Regions from separate parts of the Homo sapiens genome. Here all the other regions are linked to region 2. A link is a contact called in ENCODE Hi-C data. All regions are on one chromosome and are shown on one strand. The core of a region is the stretch at or near the end of the contact, and the rest is flanking DNA. Distances in the headings are between cores, read along the strand shown. Region 1 holds the start of ACVR2B (activin A receptor type 2B). Region 2 holds the start of EIF1B-AS1 (EIF1B antisense RNA 1). Region 3 holds the start of GORASP1 (golgi reassembly stacking protein 1).

The links. Hi-C counts contacts between places; a loop is a spot of excess contacts on that map. Pooled maps may share reads with other maps.
Region 1: a map of ascending aorta shows a loop between it and region 2 (9-fold over the local background). The contact joins the promoter of ACVR2B here to the promoter of EIF1B-AS1 in region 2. A Hi-C loop is called at or near these places in 1 of 168 maps with a recorded cell type or tissue (ascending aorta), 1 of 37 single-sample maps with no recorded cell type and 11 of 50 pooled maps.
Region 3: a pooled map shows a loop between it and region 2 (12-fold over the local background). The contact joins the promoter of GORASP1 here to the promoter of EIF1B-AS1 in region 2. A Hi-C loop is called at or near these places in 7 of 50 pooled maps.

Annotation. Positions count from the first base shown.
Region 1 is chr3:38,452,507-38,455,754 of GRCh38, forward strand. ACVR2B (activin A receptor type 2B) reads left to right here and starts at 1,384. Exons shown (of 11, transcript NM_001106.4): 1 at 1,384-1,868. The coding sequence starts at 1,817. ACVR2B-AS1 (ACVR2B antisense RNA 1) reads right to left here and starts at 2,314. Exons shown (of 2, transcript NR_028389.1): 1 at 1,997-2,314; 2 at 1-719. It also overlaps a transcript of XYLB not described here. RefSeq lists enhancers at 966-1,465, 2,070-2,653, 2,654-3,238 and silencers at 1,184-1,233, 1,244-1,363, 1,784-2,063, 2,874-3,053.
Region 2 is chr3:40,308,061-40,310,977 of GRCh38, forward strand. EIF1B-AS1 (EIF1B antisense RNA 1) reads right to left here and starts at 1,638. Exons shown (of 3, transcript NR_033965.1): 1 at 1,263-1,638. EIF1B (eukaryotic translation initiation factor 1B) reads left to right here and starts at 1,647. Exons shown (of 4, transcript NM_005875.3): 1 at 1,647-1,912; 2 at 2,833-2,917. The coding sequence starts at 1,882. It overlaps LOC124906228 (a long non-coding RNA gene), which reads right to left and starts at 751. Exons shown (of 2, transcript XR_007095876.1): 1 at 1-751. RefSeq lists an enhancer at 1,378-1,737 and a silencer at 2,008-2,057.
Region 3 is chr3:39,105,652-39,108,919 of GRCh38, forward strand. It overlaps GORASP1 (golgi reassembly stacking protein 1), which reads right to left and starts at 1,976. Exons shown (of 9, transcript NM_031899.4): 1 at 1,828-1,976. The coding sequence starts at 1,890. It overlaps TTC21A (tetratricopeptide repeat domain 21A), which reads left to right and starts at 2,029. Exons shown (of 29, transcript NM_001366900.1): 1 at 2,029-2,213. The coding sequence starts at 2,187. RefSeq lists a silencer at 1,606-1,925.

The DNA of each region.
Region 1 (3,248 bases), core at 134-2,633, 1.9 Mb before region 2:
TGCAACCTCCGCCTCCCTCCTGTGTTCAAGCGATTCTCCTGCCTCAGCCTCCTACCGAGTAGTTGGAATTACAGGTGTGTGTCACCATGCCCAGCTAATTTTTGTATTATTTAGTAGAGACAGGTTTTTGCCATGTTGGTCAGGCTGGTCTCGAACTCCTGACCTCAAGAGCCTCCTGGGCCTCTAAAAGTGCTGGAATTACAGGTTTGAGCCACCTCGCCCTGCCTATAGTGAACATTTACATAATATTTTGTTTGACTAGGTTTCTGCCATTAAGAAGATGCAAAACCCTGAGGGAGTGTACCTCTTCACTTTGCATATGGGAAAACTGAGGCTCAGAGAAGTGAAATGACTGAGACCTCCAGGTGCCACCTCCCTTTCAGCTGCTCCTGCCCTGCTCCAAGCAAGGATGTGCCAAGTCAAGAGAAGACAGAGGACAATTAATGTTATCTGAGGATCTCGGAGCCTCATCCCTGAGCTATGATGGTCTTTCCCTCCTTAGTTGGGAGCCCCATCACGTTCCTCCGAAGCTCTAGTTGTGTGATAAGGAGGGTGGAATCTGAGACAGAGAACGATGGCCCTCCAAGGAGGGAGTTCGGGGTGAGGAAAACAGCAAAACCATGTGCTAGACAAGATCTTCAACTGCAGGGCTCTGGAGGCAACTGGGAAGTTTTGAAAGTGCAGATTGAAGCTCAGGGCCGCTGTGGGTGGCGCAGGAACTGCAGAAGACAAGATAGGATTAGGGAGGGCCAGCAGGTTGCCAGAGGCCCTTTTCCACCTGCTGGGCTTAGAGGGGCGGGACTCTGCCCGCTCCCTCACTTGGTTGGGTTTAAATGACCACTCCCCGCCCTAGCTGTGCCTTTGAGTGTGTGGCAAGGGATTGCAGACGGGAGACTGCTTGTCAATTCAGGGAAGTCAGCCTCTTTCTGCCACTTAATTCGCCCATCAGTAGAGATCCGACTTTCCCACGGTTCACTGTCACCCCCATTGCACAGGTGGGGAATCCAAGGCACAGAGGCGTCTGGGCCAGAGTCCCGGGACTATCCACTCATTCCGGGGTTGTAGGGCAGCATGTGTCAGGAGCTTGGGCTCGAGCGTGCGGGGCACTAATTGCGAGTGCAGTGGCCACAGGCTCCCGGGCAAAGTGGTCAGGAGCCCATTCCCGCCACCTCCGTCCGCGCGCCCCGCCCTGTCCTCCAGCAAGTTGGTGCACGCGCGTCCTCCCACAGGGCGCGGGATGGGGGCGGGGCCTCCGTGTTGTTGTTTCTCTGGGGCCCCGCCCCTCAGGGGGGCGCGGACCACGCGGCCGGAGGGCCCGCCTCCCCTCCCCCTCCCCGCCCAGCCCGCCCGCCTCTTTGTATCCAACATCCGGGTTTCCCCGCTGGCTCGGCTCCGTGGCCGCCGCTCAGGAGCCATTTTGGACTCGGTTCAGCTCCCCTCCCCCCCACCCCTCCCCCCGTTCATGGCCCCTCCGGACTCGGCCCCTGCGCCCGGGGCCCGGGCCCAGCCCCGCCGCGCTATGCCTGAGTCGGGCGCGCCCCGGCCCGTGCCCCGCCGCCGCCCCCCGGCCCCCGCGTCGCCCCGGAGCCCGGGCCGCAGCCTGCGCCGCCCGCAGCGGCCCTGAGCCCGGCCCCGCCGACCGGCCCTTGGAGCCCGAACGCTGCTCGGGGACGAAGGCGCAGGAAGCGCGCAGGGAACGAGACCGAAGGAAGGAGCGGGAAGGAGAGCGCAGCCGCCGCCTGGCCCTGCGCGCCCCGGGAGCGCCGTGCGGCCCTGCCCGCGGGCTCCGGGTGTGCGCGGGGCGGCGCCGCGGAACATGACGGCGCCCTGGGTGGCCCTCGCCCTCCTCTGGGGATCGCTGTGCGCCGGTAAGAACTGGGCGCGGCGCGGGGACGCCGAGAGGGCGCGCGGGGCTGGCCTCTGGCGCCGCGCGGTGTTTACCAACAAAGGGCGGGCCCGGGGCCTCGTCGCCGCACCACCTGTATTCAGCCCTCACCTCCGGGGGCGTGGGCTGGGGGCGCGGTGGGCGCCCGGCTCGCCGAACTTGGGGGCACGATCTTGTCTGTGCAGTCATCTGCGGGATTCTGGTTCCTAGAGGCGCCCCTGCGATGGGGGCCGGGACGCGGAGCCTCAGGGTCGGAGTTCGGGCTACGCGGGCGCGTGGAACCCAGGGAAAGAGTGAGGAAAACCTGAGCGTGGGGAAGGCGGCCAAGAGGGGTGGGCAGATCTCATTGGGGGTGGCAGGATTGTAGGTGCAGCAGCAGCAGCAGCATGCGGGGAGGGTTGCATGTCCCTCAGAGTCACTAAGTGTAGCGAAGCGAAGGGGGCGGCTTCACGCAGCCCAAAGTCCCCTGCATCTCTTGCCACCAGTCTGCGTCGCGTTACCGGCCCGGCGGGCTGTTGGTGCTGGCTCCCACCTGCTCCCTCTTTCCCTGCCGTTGGCCCCGGGATGCGGAGTGTGGTCGCTTCGCGGGACCGCTTTGTTTGGGCACTTGGGAGGGGAGGGGGTGGGTAAGATGGAAAACCCAACAGGTCCCTCTTCCTTCGGGCCTCCAGGAGGCACGTGGCGGGGTGGGTGACCAGCGCTCAGCTCGCCCGCGGCTGCGGGCGTGTGGCTGGAGGTGTTCGGCCAGCGCATGTGTGTTTGGGGGTATGTGGGCGCGGGCGTAAACAAGCGGAGTTCCGCCTGGAAAGCTTGTTTCTCCTACGGTCCAAGCACCGATTTCCCTCTCTCAGTGGTGCCGGGGTGCGCCTAACCCCGGCGGGCGCGCCGGGACGTCCCCTGGCCAGTCCTGGGAAACGTGGGGAGCTGGGCATTGAAGCTCTGGCGAGAAGGTCGGGGCGGCTGGTACCCGGCCGCCGGGTCCTGCGCGTCTTTGTTCCCAGCCCCCATTACACATGCAGCGCGGGTCCCCCGCCGCCCTCGGTGGCAGCCGCCTGGAGTCTGGGAAACCCTCGAGGGGCGGGGCCGGGCGTGCAGGGGCGGGGCCGGAGTCCCCACGCTGCTGCGGGGGTGGGGATTTGGGATCTGCGTCCCATTCCCACCCTGGTTCTACCTTCTCCTGTGCGTCGTCGTGAGGCTTAGTTTACACCGAAAGCGAGTGAGTTCTGTAGGGTAGTAGCGCGCGCGCGCGCAGCCTGAGTCCGGAAACCGAAGGGCAAAGACCAGCTGGCACCTGAGTACCGTATGGAAGAGGGCGTTGCAGCTCTCCTGGAGCCGCTTCTTGGAGGCGAAGTGGTGGTCGTGT
Region 2 (2,917 bases), core at 388-2,887:
TTAATAATGTTATATATAAGCTTTGTAACAGGCAAACAGTAAGTACTAAATAAATGGCACTTATCATCATTGTTAATTACAAAAGATTGTCAAATCCAGGTATTCTTAACCTGCGGTCTGCAGATCCTTGGCTCATGGATAAAACTGCAGGGGTGGAGATCCCTAAAATTGGATGGGGAAAGATTATATCTGCATTTTCATTAACCTCTAAGCAAAATTTACCATTTCTTTCCATTATGAATAAAGGCAACATCATAGTGATAGAAGGACCTGTCACTTCGCACCAACAGAAGTTACACATACTTTCATATTAAATTTCTGATGTTACGGACATCACAAAATATCTCTTACATTTATCAGCTTTTTGAAATTATAGTATTAGACCTAATCTTGCTAGATCTTATTAGTGTATTAATAAAGAAATACACGTTATTAATGTATTTTTTAAATTTCAATATAATTGGTTTCCTTTGTAATCCTATGTACTTTGTGAACTTAAAACTTAACTTCTCATTATTCTGAGAAGGGATTCAGCAGCTTCACAGGATTGCCATGGCACACACAAAAAAGTTAAGAATCCCTAAATTTTAGTCTATCTCTTTGCTTCCAGAAAGCCAACCAAGTTTGACAATTGAACACACCTGCCTGAGTGAGCCAATTCCCAAAGTCTCGGGTTTATTTTTCTGTGCGTGACCTGATAGGAAGATATTACGGTCTGGTACATGACTCCATCAATTAACCTATTTGCTGAGCTCACCTTCAGCTTATACCTGGCATCTTTCCTGAATTCTCTGTTGGGCCTTCTGAGGCACACAAAATGAGCTGACAAGCTGATTTTCTGGTATCTTCTGTTCATACACACCTGGCCCCCACTCGATGCCAGGCCCAGGATTAAGCTGGGCAGTGATTCTCAAGCCTGATCCCAGACCAGCAGGCAGGATCAGCATCACCAAGGAGCTTATGAGAATTGCAGATTTTCAGGTCACACCCTAGACTTCCTGAAACAGAAACTCTGGGGTCTATCAGTGTTTTCTCAAGCCCTCCAGAGACACACGCTTTAGTCTGAGATCCACCGTGCTAGGGAATCGGAGGTCCGTCCAATCCTGGAAAGAGAGGCTCCCATCTCCAGTATTGGTTGAGACTAACACCGCTCCTGCAACTGGGGTTGGAATTTCAATGCAGGTAGTTGCTGAGCGGGGGCCAATGAGTTGAAAGCCGGAGCAAGGGGACTTGTTTTGTTCCTGCACCCCGATTTTACTTACATTACCCGGGGCCTCGAGGGTGACTCATAGAGATTAGCCCTGAGCGTCGACCCCTCGGCGCCGCCACTGCACAGCGAGAGAAGGGGAGTCAAGAGAGACGCTTGAGTCCCTTGACTGTCCTCCCCTACGAGCTCTCTGGGAAGAGAGCCCCAGACCTGCGAACTCTGGGCCGCTCTGCGGCCGCTTGAACACTTCGCGGGTCTTCCGCCCCGCGCTAGAGGACGCACTCCGTGACGGGAATTGCGGTCTCGGCCGCCCCCGGCCTCAGGCTTTCCGGGCTCTGCTGCCTCCAGAAAACTACAAGTCCCAGGATGCTCGGCGCGGGACGGTCACGTGGGAGGGGCCGCGGGCGCGGCTAAATAGTCTCCATCGGCCATTTTGTGCGAGAAGCCGCAGCGCCGCCTCTTCTCTCGCGCCCTCGCCTCTTCCTCCGCCTCCTCCTTCGCCTCTTCCTGCCTCCTCCCGGCTTCCGCCGCCGCCACTCCAGCCTAATCCCAACCCCAGGGCGAAGCGTTTTCTTATTTATTTCCGTTTTCTCGCCACTACAGCCTCCTGACAAGGTGATCCGGGCGGGCCCCGCAGGAATTTTATCCCCTCACCGGCCTCACACTAGTATCGCATGTCCACTATCCAGAACCTCCAATCTTTCGGTAAGATCCCGTCGCCGCCGCCTCCCTCCCTTGCCCGGCGCGCATCTCGGCCTTTTGCCCGCCTGGCCACCGCCCCTAGGGGCCCCCTTTCTGCCCTTCCCGCACCCCTAGTGGGGCTTTGTCTCGGCGCCCAGAAAATGGCGACGGGGCCCCTGGCGACCCCTTCCCCGAGGACAGCGCCGGACTCCGAGCCCTCCTCTCGGAGCCCCGGCCGCGGGCCCTGCGCCACCCCCTGCCCCGTCCTTGACCCGGCTCTCGCCTCCGCTTCTGCCCCTTGAAACCTTGGCGATCCTATTTCGTGGACTCCTAGATCGGCCCTGCTACTTGCAAAGGGTATGCCGGGCCAGGGAAACCAGGGATCGGCGCCCGTTCTCTGGCAGCTCCTGGGGGCACTTAGGGAAAGATGCGGATGCAAGCCTCTGATCTGTCACTGGCCAGTGGTTCAGTCTTCTCTGCTTGCGTAGCAATTTGTTAAATTACGCCTCTTGATATATATGTAATCTACTTTTTTTTTGGCAAGGCACAGTTACGGTTAAATGATTAAGGTGGGCGTATTCGAATGTTTATGTTTTCATCAGAATGTAATCGAGATGACGCACATTTTTATAGCGGCTACAATATTAAGGTTTTCTAAATCTTTTTCTCATTAGAGGACCATATTGAACGATAACATTATTTATCTATAACAGCGTTTTTCTACAATGGACATAGCTGTTCAAATGTTTCTCTTTTTGTGAGAGTATCTTGGGGGTTTTATTAATACTCCACCCCCATCTCCATTCCTACCGGCAAAAACAGCAAAGGCACTAGAACCTTCATTGATGACTGTCTGGATTGGTAGTATAATGTATTTCTGGAAAGTACTTCTTAAAAAATATTTTTCTACTTTGGATTTTTTTTTTTTTTTTATCCATTCGCAGACCCCTTTGCTGATGCAACTAAGGGTGACGACTTACTCCCGGCAGGGACTGAGGATTACATTCATATAAGAATCCAGCAACGGAA
Region 3 (3,268 bases), core at 726-3,225, 1.2 Mb before region 2:
CCAATATTTCTAGAATGCAGCACAGCTGTTCTTCAGTGTTGTTAAAGGTAAGTAGGTCATGTCACTCCTCCATTTAAAACCTCCTGATGGTTTTACATCTCAGAATAAAATCTTAAATCTTCAGGACAACAGGCAAGGTCCTACACGGTCTGCTCTGGTCTCCTCCTCACACTGGCCACACCATCCAAGCACACCAGCCTCACCTGGCATTTCCTCAAACACACAAGCACAACCTACCTCGGGGCCTCTGCACAAGCTGGTCCTTCTGCCTGGAATACTACTATTCCCCTAAATATCTGTATTGTCCACTCTTTACTTCCTTCAGAAGCATCTGTTCGAATGTGACTTGAGAAGAGGCCCTTCCTGACCACTCTATCAAAAATAGCACCCACTCACCATTCTGTATCCCCTTAACCTGCTTTATTTTTATCACTGGTAATTACCACCTACCATGTATTTTTTCATTTCCCTTCTTTCCCTACCATCATCCAAATGTCAGCTCCAGAACAGGGACCATGTTTGTTCTGTTCACTGCTTTATCTCTAGAGCCTTAGAATTCTGCCTGCCAGAGTAGGAGCTCAAAACTTTGTTTTTGTGACTGACAACCTCTGATCCCTGGTCCCTCTCCAATTTGTCCCTCTCCATCAGGCAGGCCCCTCCCGTCTTCGAAGCTCCCATCATCGCCCCACCCCTCCTCTTGCCAATATCCTGAGTTCCTTTGCCTTTAATCAAACCTGTTGGAAGACGCTCCTGGCTGGATGCATTCCACTGTCCACGCTTGCTGTTTGGTGTCTCACCATAAGAAAGCCCATTCCCAAGCACAAATCCTGTCAACTCTGGGTTCTCCAAGCCAGCCTGGTTTTCACGTTAAGAAACTTTTAGCCCTCTCATGTGGTTAGCTGGCAACAGACCCTACCTTCAAAACACACAAACCGACAAGCTTGCCTGTCTCCACTCATCTCTGCATCCAGCTGCCTTTCACTAGGGAAAGGGGGGGTGCAGGGACGCCTCTTCCCCGCAGCGCTCCGGGGTCAGAGACCCCCAGCCCCTCTCACCTACATTATAGCCCTTCCCTCACCGCAGGCACAAATCTCCATCCGGCTGCGGGACCCTCTCCTCACCCTCACAGCACACTCCGTTCTAGGAACCCCACTCCGTCTCCACTCTCCGGAAGCCTGCTCGCCCAGACCTCCATGTAGCGGCATCTAAAGGCTGGGACCCTCCCCAGCTGCAAACGCTCTCCTCGAGGATTCTGCAGCACTCTCCCGGCCCTCCCGCTCCCCACTATCCCGTGGCTGGTTTGCACCGGTCCTCTACCCTCGGAAGCCCTTACGACCCTACGACTGGCAGGACGCGCGCCGACGGGCTCCCCCGCAGCTGCGTCCACTCGGTTAACCCCGGCCCCCGGGACTGTCCTCGGCGTGGCTGACTCTCTTCCCAGGCCCAGCACGGAGAGCGGCCCGCGGCAGGCGAGCGTAAATGTGTGCTAAGTGCACGAGTGCGTCCCGACTGGTAGTGGTGCATTCTTCACCCGGGAGGAGCGCCATTCCCGGCGGCCGGACCAGGAAAACGCTCCGCTTCCGGCACTGCTGGCACTTGGGGCGGGCGCTGGGCCCGACCGCGGCCGCGGACTAGCCAGGGTCCGGGAGTCCCGCGAGGCCGCCTCTCCCAGGAGGCTCCCACCGGGCAGGGGGCACCTCCCGCCACCCAGGCGGAAACACTCGGGCCGGGACCCCGCCGCAGTCGCCAGCCAGCCGGCGACCGGACGCCCGGGCGCGGGGTTGCGGGCGCCTCGCCAAGGTCACCGGCGCCGCGGCGGCAACTCACCCCGTGGAGGTGGAAGCCCTCGGCGCCGCCTGCGGGCTGCTCAGCGCTGACGCCCAGGCCCATGGCAGCGGCTCCGCTCGGCACCCAGGTCCAGTCCCGCTGCGCCTACCCGGACCGACCCGACGCCAGTAGCACCGACTCGCTCTCTCGGCGCTCGATTCCTGCGCCTTGTGACGTGAGGCGTTTTGTTCCTCCCACTCCAGACACTGGACGCTCCTAGCAACCGGCTAGCAGCTCGGTTTCCAAGGACTGTAACGCCTTCAACCGCCCGCCGCGATAGAGTGCCCACGACCCTGCCTCGGGAATCCCGCTCTGCACCGCCCCACCAGACCCGGACTCGGAGCCGCGAGCGGCCCGAGATGAGCAGCAATGACTCCTCCCTTATGGTGCGTGGCCCGGGCGCTGTCCGAGGGCTCCCTCGTGACTCCCCGCCCCTGACCCAGAGACCGTCTGCCCTGCTACTCTCCTGCCACCCTTCGCTGTCCTCAGTTATATCAGGCGGTCCTGCCTTTTCTTGCCCCACTCCCCCTGGCAAGGGCGTCTTCTCCGGTGGCTTCTGCGCACCCTGAGCCCCAAATTAGCATCCCCGTTTCTTGAGCTACCCCAAACCAGCTCATCCAATCACTATCATTATCCCTTCTTGTCATCATCCCTTCTTCCACCCAGCTCACTCTCGCCTGCGCCTCCCACCCCAGTTGATGGCTTCACCATTTAATCTCCTAGCCTTAACTCATACCTCTTCCCTATACTCATCTTCTAATCCTGTCTACAAGAAATGCCAGCTCCTTGATGTCTCCTGGGTTTTCTTTTTATCTTTTTATCTTCTAGCCCAGAACCAGCACCATCTCTCCCCCCTGAGAGCCTGCAACAGCCTCCCTCCCATCTGGTTTCTCTGCTGTGGCTCTTTTCAGCATCAGTAGTCCCTGCTGCCACCACGGCACACACCCCCCACATGCAAAAGCAGCCAGAGTGGTTGTTGCAAAAATGTACATCTGAAAACATCCCTCGCCTTAAAACCATTCTGCTTTCTGTTACCCTTAGGATGGTGTCTGGGCTCTTTCATATGGCCCATGAGGATGTTTACAGTCCAACCACATCTGCTCCCAACCTAGCACCCACAAACCTTAGAGGAAGTGAAACTTAACTTTAAAATCTCAGCCCCTTTGTCAAGCTGTAGTTTCCATGGGCTTAAGCTTCCTTAGCTGTGAAAGATACTGAGAGGACCATGCACAGGATAGTGGATATGAAGCCCACAATAACTTGTAACTACAATTCGTATAATTTTTCTTATTATTTGTCCTCATTTTTCCCCCCTTATTCCCTTCCTAAGACAAAGCCTTGGTTGAATTCCCCATCATAGTTGAACCAGAATCTGTTGGTAATCCCCCAAACAAACACCTCCAAACTCTTTCCTGGGAAAACTGCATGGAGCTGCTCCCAG